Regions from separate parts of the Homo sapiens genome. Here region 1 is linked to region 2. A link is a loop called in an ENCODE intact Hi-C map of the cell type or tissue named here. Cell type or tissue: endothelial cell of umbilical vein. All regions are shown on one strand. Each heading gives the region's core, and the rest is flanking DNA. Links, peaks and the distances in the headings are about the cores only.

The links. A loop is a pair of places that touch in the nucleus more often than their neighbours do. Peaks named below come from ENCODE experiments on the same cell type or tissue, not always from the same donor. Only the 100,000 strongest peaks of a DNase experiment are listed, where the experiment ranks them.
Region 1: a loop joins it to region 2, with 4 times the contacts of the local background. A loop is called at or near these places in 8 of 110 quality-filtered maps.

What each region holds. Positions count from the first base shown.
Region 1 is chr6:114,058,814-114,064,191 of GRCh38, forward strand. It overlaps HS3ST5 (heparan sulfate-glucosamine 3-sulfotransferase 5), which reads right to left. Exons shown (of 5, transcript NM_153612.4): 4 at 3,926-4,064. The coding sequence starts at 4,032. The region is part of intron 4 of HDAC2-AS2 (HDAC2 and HS3ST5 antisense RNA 2); the gene reads left to right. Among named protein-coding and RNA genes, the nearest start is that of HDAC2, 90 kb to the left of the region's middle. In endothelial cell of umbilical vein, for the core only: no CTCF peak of the experiment used is centred there; no DNase peak of the experiment used is centred there.
Region 2 is chr6:113,991,905-113,997,282 of GRCh38, forward strand. It overlaps HDAC2-AS2 (HDAC2 and HS3ST5 antisense RNA 2), which reads left to right. Exons shown (of 10, transcript NR_125845.1): 2 at 1-114; 3 at 1,439-1,583; 4 at 3,696-4,156. Among named protein-coding and RNA genes, the nearest start is that of HDAC2, 23 kb to the left of the region's middle. RefSeq lists a silencer at 3,841-4,135 and an enhancer at 4,404-5,378. In endothelial cell of umbilical vein, for the core only: a CTCF peak has its summit at 3,130 (motif pointing right); DNase peaks (open chromatin) are centred at 3,157 and 3,967; H3K27ac peaks cover 2,106 bases.

The DNA.
Region 1 (5,378 bases), core at 302-5,301, 67 kb after region 2:
TTCTGCCTCTCTTTCTCTTTCTATCTAAAGAGGTCAGGATTATATATCCACTTTGCTGAATATAGAATCAAACCCAATTGCCATCAGCAAGTGCTGTATATCACCTACCACACCTGGGACCAGGCATCAACAAGACCTTGACAGGGCCAGAAGCCTCAAGCCCTCATTGCCAAGCCCATTAAAATCAGGAACTCAATCTCATTAAGGAAGGAGTGCAATGGATATAGCCAGACAGGAGGATTTCCACTTCAGTATTATCCTGAATAGTGAACAACCATCTCTGCTTTTCTCAGGGAGAAAGATGTGGTAACAGTCACAATGATAGTAGACGATGGTGACTGTTTAATTTGTCATGGCTAACATATATGGTTAGCAAATTGAGTTTCCTTTTAGGTATAGTCTGAATTGAACTGAAGTTCATTATAATTCCCCTAAGTTGATCTGTGAGGGCATTTTAGCCTTCTTGGTAAAATTAAATAATATCAGTCAAAAAGGCTGTTAAACCAATTCTTACACTTGAAAGCTTCCAGTTATTCTAATAATTTGGAATCTGTGTCTCCCCCTCTGTGGCAATGAGGCTGTTGCTTGCTTTTCCCAAGAGACTGTATTGCATCTTTCTTGTTTTCTGAGATGAGAAACAACCTCAAGGTCATGCCCAGTGATATGGTTTGGCTCTGTGCCCCCACCCAAATCTCATCCCGAATTGTAATCCCCACATGTCGGAGGAGGGGCTTGGTGGGAGGTGACTGGATTATGGGGGTGTATTTACCCCTTGTTTTCATGATAGTGAGTTCTCATGAGATTTGATGGTTTAAAACTGTGTGGCACCGCCCCCTGCAAGCTCCCTCTCTCTCCTGCCACCAAGTAAGACGTGCCTTGCTTCTTCTTTGCCTTCTGCCATGATTGTAAGTTTTCTGAGGCTTCCCCAGCCATGCAGAACTGTGTGTCAATTAAACCTTTTTTCTTTATAAATTACTCAGTCTCAGGTATGTCTTTATAGCACTGTGAAAACGGACTAATACACTCAGCCTGTTCTGCAGAATTGAGGAGCATGGTCTTGGTCTTTGTTCTGTTTAAACAGCTATCTATCATAATGCTTAAGGAAAAATATCAATGTATACTACTTTTCACGATGTTTCTTTTTTATGATTTTTAAAACAACTCATGCTCATTGTGGAAAGTGTGAAAATATAGACAACTTTTTTTTCTTTTTTTTTTGAGACGGAGTCTTGGTCTGTTGCCTAGGCTGCAGTGCAGTGGCACGATCTTGGCTCACTGCAATCTCTGTCTCCTGGGTTCAAGAGATTCTCCTGCCTCAGCCTCCCGAGTAGCTGGGATTACAGGCGTGCGCCACCATACCCAGCTAATTTTTGTATTTTTAGTAGAGACAAGGTTTCACCATGTTGGCCTGGCTGGTCTTGAACTCCTGATCTCGTGATTCGCCTGCCTCAGCCTCCCAAAGTGCTGGGATTACAGGCGTGAGCTACTGTGCCTGGCCTAGACAGCTTTTAAAAAACAGGATTTAACCCGGTTAATAGTTTAGAGAAACATGAATTTTGTTTTTATAAATTTGTTAATGAGATTAATGTACTAGGGCTTTAAATGGAGGATGTAAAATTATCAATAGATACATAGGCAAAGATGCTTTTAATTGTGACACTGATTGGAATAATACAAGTTCATCTTTCAGTTCTTCTTGGGTTCTGGTTGAGAATTAAGCTCTAATTCCATAAGGCATCCATTGATGGATTTCTGTCCTAAGCACCTAGAATGATGCTAGTACCATCCTTGGAAGAATTGAGGAAACAGTCACTCAAATTCTTTTTTGTAGGATTTAATTCTTTCATAGTACCCTGGCTGAGAGTGGCTGATATAGACAGTCTCTGCTTTGTTTGAGGTCAAATGGAATTTCCCCACTTGTAGAAAGGGTCATTTTCCTTCTTTACTTCCTTCCTCTTTCTATCTTCTACCCTGGGAGATCACATCCTGCAGAATAGTCGCTTTTTGGACTCCCTAACTCAAGATAGAATGTGAAAATATGAGAAAATATCATATTCTTTCCCACTTCTGAAAGCATGGATTCTGAGTATGGGTCCCAGACTGAAAAATCATACAGGTTTAGGATTGGAAGGGATGGTAGAAGTAACCTCTGTCTCCCTCCCAGAAAGCAGGGTCTTCAGTTACTGGAGAGTGGGCCTAAATAAGCCTGTTACCTTCAGACATAATCTCAAAGTCTGAAGTGAGAGGCTTTTAGAAAGCCCACCAAACAATTCAATTCCAAATAAAAGCTATCCCCTTAGAGACTAGAGACAGAGTTAAAAAAATGAAAAGAATCATCAACTAAATAATAATGCATTAGTGATCATTAGATCAATTACTAAGTAAAAGGTAAATGATTGGAAGCTAATTAAAGGTCAGTTGGGGAGGGCTGGATATAAGAGTTCCATTACAGAGGTAGGCCAATGGCACCACCTCAAGGCTTCTCAATAACCATCAAGTGCTACTTTAGGAAACTACTGGAAGTCGGTGAGAAGCTCTGATTACACTTTCAGGGTAGGTAACAACTAGTGAGTGAGACAATTACTCAGGAATTTTGAATTGAGAAGCATCAAAGGAGTTCACTTTACCAGTCAAAATGACACCAACTGAAGGAAAACAAGGACCACTGCTATGTTATTTCTAAATAATCTAAGTGATAAGGTCTACAGATTAGCTTAAATTTTGGAAGGAAAAGAAAACTGAAAGGAAAAGATTTTCATTTTTAATTTTGTATGTGTTTTCACTGACTGTGAGAACTGAACTCATGGAGAACACACTTCAGTCTTTCCAGTGCAAGAATTAATTTTAAAGGGCCAGCCAGGCACAGTGGTTCACACCTGTAATCCCAGCACTTTGGGAGGCCAAGGCAGGTGGATCTCCTAAGGTCAGGAGTTCGAAACCAGCCTGGCCAACACAGTGAAACCCTGTCTCTACTAACAATACAAAATTAGCTGGGTGTGTGGCACATGCCTGCAATCACAGCTACTTGGGAGGCTGAGGCAGGAGAATAGTTTGAACATGGGAGGAGGAGGTTGCAGTGAGCCGAGATTACGCCATTGCACTCTAGCTTGGGCAATGAGCGAAACTCCATCTCAAAAAAAAAATTTTTTTTTAAGGGCAAAAAGGGAAGCTTCACATTTCAGAAATTAACTTCTCTGTCTTTGCCCATTAGACTAGACATAGAACACACCAGAAACATTTACTGTGAAGCCAGCTGATGTTGCTGGGACTTCTGCAAGTCCAATACCTCTCAACTGTACACCTATTTAGAGCTAAACCCTAGCACTGTAATTTTCTCTCCATGGATTTCCCATTGCTTTCTGGGCAATTATTCTGAGCAACAGCCTCCTTGTCTGGTGCGTTCAGCCCCTGAAAACCAGAGCTAATTAACATAGTTAAAACTCCCCACGCCTGCAGCCATCTTTCCAGAGCAATGGATTGCAAACTCGATGAGCTCCTTTAGAGGCTCATACATAATTTTAATGCTCCTGATAGCACATTAAGTGTCCACTCATAAATTTCAAAAGAAAGATACATAGATACATCATCACTGTTTTGCTACAGCTAGAGGTCAACACCAGATGCACACGGACCAACTGAGCTCTATTAAATGACATTTTTACTGTACACAGCTTTATCCCTTTCCTGAAAACAAGTGTCAATGCACACGGAATACAAATGGATCTTGACAAAACATCTTGGTTTGAGGAACTTGGATCTCTCTCTTTTAAAGGCTCAGTAAATCAAAATCAATACTGCAGAAAAGCATGTTTCCTGGGAATTTCGAAGGAGAAAAACAAGTGGATAGACTTAAAATTATGTCCTAAGGAAGTTTAAATCAAGCCTTAATGTCACAGGGGTATAAGCATGTGTTTTAAGCACCCACCTATCCAAGCTCCCAACTCTGGCGACTAGATACAGGAGACTCCCAACGGCAAGGCTTCCCAGCACCAGGAGCTTCTGTCTCAGCCACGCCTGCTGTTTGAATAGCATGGCCCTCCATCAACCTTCAGGACTGCTGCAGCCTGCGATAGAAGGACTCATCAGCAGCCATCTCTTAGAGGCTCTGTTGGTTGTCACAGAGCTAAGCAGAGGTGGAAGACAGGTGATAAGTGACACTGCACAAAGAGCAGATCCCATACCAACTCTCACAAGTGTCATGATGTAACAGGTACTTAGCAAAACTTACCTTTCTTTTCCTGGACCATGTTATAAGATCAAATACTAACTCAATGGGGAAGGATACTAACTAGTACTAACTAGACAGAACCTGTGAGATAATTGTCAAAGTAAATTAAAATGCATGTAACATATAGTGTGTTTGTGTGTGTGTGTGTATATATAAAATGATTCAAAGAATATGGATAGAATGAGCAACTTGGCCGGGTACGGTGGCTCAAGCCTGTAATCCCATTACTTTGGGAGGCCAAGGCGGGTGGATCACCTGAGGTCAGGAGTTCAAGACCACCCTGGCCAAGATGGTGAAACCTCGTCTCTACTAAAAATGCAAAAATTAGCTGGGCACAGTGGTGGGCCCCTGTAATCCCAGCTGCTAGGGAGGCTGAGTCAGGAGAATCACTTGAACCCAAGAGGTGGAGGTTGCAGTGAGCTGCGATCATGCCACTCCACTCTGGCCTGGGTGACAGAGAAGACCTGTCTCAGAAAAAAAAAAAAAAAAAGAGCAACTTGAGGCTTAACAGCAGGGCAACCATAAACTGAAGGCTCTGCTTCAGAATAACAAGGTGAATTTGAAATCCCAGTTCATAAGTTATCATTTTGAGCATAGCAATGACATATTTTAATTACATATGTTTTTGTTTTGTTTTAGTTGTGAGTAGAAGAAGGGGGTGAAATCGAAGTGATACTTACTGAAGTTATCAGTGGTGACTATCAGGATGTCACATGTTTGAGGACAATGGCCTTGGGGAACCTGATGTTTCCCTCCATGTCCTCTGCTCAGTCCTGGGTTCTGAAACATGTTCGGACTAGATGCTTTTGCTATGTGACCTCCCCTGGCTGTCAATGAATTTAGACAGGTTTGGTGATATTGGTCTCACTCTTAGATCATGAAAGAAGCTTACCTGGAAGCTCTGTTCTCATATACCTGAAATAAGGCCAGCTGAGGAGCGTAGGGCTTTACTAGTGCTGTTATTAAATTTTGGGGAAAAATGCAAGTTCCCAATTCAGCCTTTCTTATTAAAAATAAATCCAATCCCTCTTTCAAGATAAGATTGTTTGCCTCTTATTGAAACTCAAAATAGTAACCCAAGAAGGAAGCTATATAGATAGCAATGAGTCATGGTTAGAAATTGTTTTGCTGCAATGATATCTCTGTATTG
Region 2 (5,378 bases), core at 199-5,198:
TGCTTCTGCAGAAAACATGGCTACCAACAGCTTCTGTATCCACCTGCGGAGGAGACTGACTGCTCTGTTATTCCCCCAGCATCTGTGAAGAGGCTCTGACTGGCTAAAGTGTTGGTATAGTGATCACCCCAGGGTTAGGCAACCATGGCTGGTGAAAAGGAAAAACGTTATGAACCTGGCTGTGCGGAGCTACCTGAGGAAGCTTGTAGGAGAAGGGTCAGTTTGCAGAGAAAGGGGGGCCTGGGCAGATGACGCAAGAGGTGCCCATTACATCCCTCTAGAGGTGAGCTGTCTAAAATGGTAGGCACTGGCCACCTGTACTTATTTAATTGTAAATGTAAATTTCTTAAAATTTCCTTAGACACATTAGCCTCATCTCGAGTGCTCAATAGCCACATGTTGCCAGTGGCTACTGTATTGAGCAGTAAAGATATAGGACATTTCCCTCATTGCAGACATAGTGGACACCTCTCCTCTAGAGTTATCTGTGGTTCTACCAGCAAAAGCCCAGGTGTTCCAGCTAGAGAAACAGCAAATTTCTCTGGGACATGAACAACTAGAAAACATCTCACCTTGTCCTCCAATAACTTGGAAAGAATTTTTTTTGGTTGGAGACCCCAGAACTGGTTCTTGCTTTTGTTTGTTTGTTTGTTTGTTTTGTTTTGTTTTTGAGACAGTGTCTTGCTCTGTCACCCAGGCTGGAGTGCAGTGGCGTGATCTAGGCTCACTGCAACCTCCGCCTCCTGGATTCAAGGGATTCTCGTACCTCAGCCTCCTGAGTAGCTAGGACTACAGGTACACACCGCCACGCCCAGCTAATTTTTGTGTTTTTAGTAGGGATGGGGTTTTGCCATGTTGGCCAGGCTGGTCTCGAACTCCTGCCCTCAGGTGATCCACCCACCTCAGGCTCCCAAAGTGCTGGGATTACAGGCGTGAGTCACCATGCTTGGCCTGGTTCTTGATTATATCCGATTTGAGCACTGAGCAAAGCCTCCTAATCTCATCATGCCTGAATTCTTAGACTACCTTACCCCCAAATTTCAAAGATAATTAATTCAGTCATCCATCTCATCTTTGTTACGCCAGGATACCAGACAAATGCAATTCCTTTTAGTTAACTGTCTTGTCCAGTTCCCGTAATGTTCCGTTTCTTCTGCTGGTTTCCTTCTTAGTCTTGTCCATTATGCCTTATCAAAACTTTACATGGCAGAGATGGCTAGCTGTCCCCTAAAATTCAGCATCCCCTTTCACAGTGTAGAGATGTCAGTTGAATTTGGCTGCCCAGCCAGGAACCGCATCTTCCAGCCCTTCCTGCATCCAGATTATGCCATGTGACTAGTTTTCATCAATGAAATGAGAAAGAGATTTATGTCACCTCCCAGATGGGGTTTTTTAAAAGCATGATTGTTTTCTCTACTCTCTTCCCCTATCTGAATAGGAAGGAGTCTGTAGCTTTAGGGGAAGACAGAGCCACAAGATGGAAGGAGCTTGGATGTCTGAACTATTCCATGGAGAAAAGCTGCAGCCAACGAAGAACACCTGCAATGGACTCTTAACCTGGGGGTGACGACAACCACTGAAATGTGAGGGCTTATTCGTTAGCATTTGTCTAGCATTACCCTAACTGATATCTAATTAATTTCCTTACATCCTCAAACTTCTTGCCTTAAATTTAATCTCCTGCCTGTCCCCCAGGAGTTCAGTTCCCCTCAAGCTTCTGGAAGAGAGGCTGCTCATTCTTCCACAACAGCCTAGACACCATGGAGGCTGAGAGATGGTACTGGCATTTTCTTTTTTTTTTTTGAGATGGTGTCTTGCTCTGTCGCCCATGCTGGAGTGCAGTGGCACGATCTTGGCTCACTGCAACTTCAGCCTCCCAGGCTCAAGCGATTCTCTTGCCTCAGCCTCCCAAGTAGCTGGGATTACAGGTGTGTGCCACAGCTGGCTAATTTTTGTATTTGTAGTAGAGATGGGGTTTCACCATGTTGGCCAGGCTGGTCTCTAACTGCTGACGTCAGGCAATCCATCCATCTTGGCCTCCCAAACTACTGGGTGTGAGCCACTGCGCCTGGCTGTTATTGGCATTTTCTTAACTCCTAGTTGCATTGTTCAGACCACTTCACATGTGAAATTAATGCCATCCAACTTTTTTTCCTAGTTGGTGTTCCACACACAGATTGGCATTGACATTGTTATAGAGCCTGCCTATGCTCAGGGAGAGAATTTGAGGATGAAAGGGAATATTGGCATCAGTGTCTATGGCAACCTAAAGAAATGTATATGAATTTGCGTATACATCAAGCTCTCTAATTACCATGAGGAAAAACATGAATTCTTTCCCAGTCTGGTCCCTCTTATTAGTCTCACTTTTCTTTCCCCCATCCACCAACTGCATCATCTGTCCCATTTCCATGGGGTGTGTGGGCAGCTGAGGGAGATCCAGCATAAGACATCAGTGCTGAAAACCCTAGCCTGGAAACACCAAAGGCCAAATGAGACTCCATCACAGAATTTCTAACACATATATCCAAGGTGCAATGACCCAGTTTGTCAAACCTTTAGATTATGTGATAATTTACTGATGATTCACTTTAGAGATTTGAAAATAAAAGTACTTTTATATTTTTGTTTTTCTGAAAATGGTCCCAAAGTTCAATGATTTTCTTGCATATCTCAAATATTACAATGGGGTGATTTAAGGCCAGCACATTTTTGCAGGCTATCTGAAAAGAACTTACTTTTCCATAAAGCCCTCTAAGTTTCTTTGCCCTTATTAGATTTATAGCTGATTCTTTCAAAGCTGACTGTGACCTTGACCTGCAGACAAAAATAGCAAAATATAAATTTTGTGGAAGGCAGTAGCACTGTCTTTCTTGGATAAAGTCTGCATCTCCTACCAAGAAAAAATCTAAGAGGTATTGCCAAGCTAATGCACATGGTTAAAGTAACTGCCCCATTGCCCCTTTTCTTTCTTTCTTTTAATTTTTTTGTTCTAGGTTTACTGCACTTGCCTCTAGCAGTTATGGAATTCTATGCCACTCAAATCCTCTATCTGTTGCAAAAATGTGCATCCCAAGATGGTGCTCTTGAGCTGTGGTGCAGTATCTTCAGACAGACACTGTGGGTCCCACAATGAAGCAATGGAGAAAAAAGACACCACTAAAGAACCACCAGGGTGCAGCATTCCTGAGTGGCAGAAGCCATGCAGGAAATGGCAGTATGTACAGCTGGCACTTTGAAGAACAATGAATTCCTTCAAGGCTCTGTGCAGACATTTCAAACAGTGGATACCAGACAGGCTTGGCATAGCTTAGACTCAATTATAGCTAGAATTATTTTATTTCTGGGTAGGTAACTGAGAGAAGCAGGAATTGTGCATGTATCTCCATATGGTTTTATTTTTAAAGAATGAAATAGCAACAAATATAAACAACTGCTGTAACAGCAAAGAGCATAATTTCTTCTAAAATGAGGATTATATTTAGAACACTCCAAATGGGGACACACTGTCTGACAAGAAGTCAGAATATCGGAAAATGGAAGTGTCTTACTTAATTAAATAACCCTGAAGTAATTTAATATCATGAGTAGGTGAGACTTTTAAAAAGGGTTAAACAAAGGCATATCCCTAAGTAGAAATATGTAGCCCTATCACCTGCAAAATTGTCATAAATCTTTGTGTTTTATTTTCACAGATGCTGCATCTTAGTCCAGGGATTTTTAAAGTGTGGTTCCTGGAAGAGCTGGATCAGAGTCATCTGTGTTGATGGTTTAACATAAAGATTTTCGAGCCCCAAGACTCAAGTAGGACAAGGAATTTGAATTTTTAAGCAGCTCACCTGACTTGTCTGTCCTCTAATGTCTGAAGACATCTGACCTCTGCTCTTTCAGTAAAAGCAACAATGGTTTTATGAGCATTGTCGTCACATCTCTCCACTCAAGGGATCCTTCTCATTTCTCCCAGCTGAGGTCACCCACAGCTGCTGCTTCTAACTGCTGGCTTCCAGCCTGCTGTCTGCCAGCTGGCTCTACCCTCTCCTATAACACGGCAGAGAGTAGCTGTGGTCTCCTGCGTGCTCACCCTCTGCTCCCTTGGTCCTGCTCCATGCTTTGGTCCTGCACTTAAATTTTACAAGCATACTCTCTTTCTCTTAAGGTAAGCAACCATTTTAAATCTCAGCGGTAAACAAAACAAAAAATCACCAGGAAACTATATGAAATCAGGTTTTTTTGTTTGTTTTTGGTTTTTGGTTTTGGTTTTGTTTTTTTGGTGGTATTTTTTTTGTTTTTTTGTTTTTTGTTTTTTTGAGATGGAGTCTTGCTGTGTCACCCAGGATGGAGTGCAGTGGAGCCATCTTGGCTCACTGCAACTTCCGCCTCCCAGGTTCAAGCAATTCTCCTCTCTCAGCCTCCTGAGTAGCTGGGATTACAGGCACCCACCACCATGCCTGGCTAATTTTTGTATGTTTAGTAGAGATGGGGTTTCACCATGTTGGCCAAGCTGGCCTCAAACTCCTGACCTCAAGTGATCTGCCTGCCTCAGCCTCCCAAGTGCTGGGATTATAGGTGTAAGTCACCACGCCTGGCATCAAAGCAGGTTTTAACCAGCCTTTTTGTCCACTGATAACATAAAGGAGGTCAGCAGCAGCTAAGTCCTGTGCCAGAAGAGCTTTCTTGTCCTTTCACACTGCAAGAGAAATAATCACTTAGCTAAGAGGCCAATTTTACCTTTTTTAAAAAAAAATTTAAAAATGAGGGCGGGTGCAGTGGCTCACTCCTGTAATCCCAGCACTTTGGGAGGCCAAGACGGGCAGATCACTTGAGGTCAGGAGTTCGAGACTAGCCTGGCCAACATGGTGAAACCCCGTGTCTACTAAAAATACAAAAAAATTAGCCAGGTGTGGTGGCGGGCGCCTGTAATCCCAGCTACTTGGGAGACTGAGGCAGGAGATTCCCTTGAACCCAGGAGATGGAGGCTGCAGTGAGCCAAGAGCACACCACTGTACTCCAGCCTGGGCAACAGAGCTGGACTCCGTCTCAAAAAAAAAAAAAAATTTTTTTAAATGAGAGCTATATCTTATCAACAAAATTAACTATGTTCGTTTTTGGAGTTTTATTTTTGTAGCATTTACAGAAATCTGTTAAGAGCTTCTTAATTATAAAAATGAGTTAATAACATATTTCTCAAATTGACTTATCAATTCGTTGTCATTGTGGACGAAATTACTTTATAATCAATTACCATAAAGAAACCTGATTTGATTTCAGCTCACCCTCAATATTCAAGGCACTTGGATTGTTGGTCTCCACCCATTTATTATGTGGTCTACTAAAAATAGACCACATCCTAGGAGTTAGCATTCCAAGAACAGTTTCCA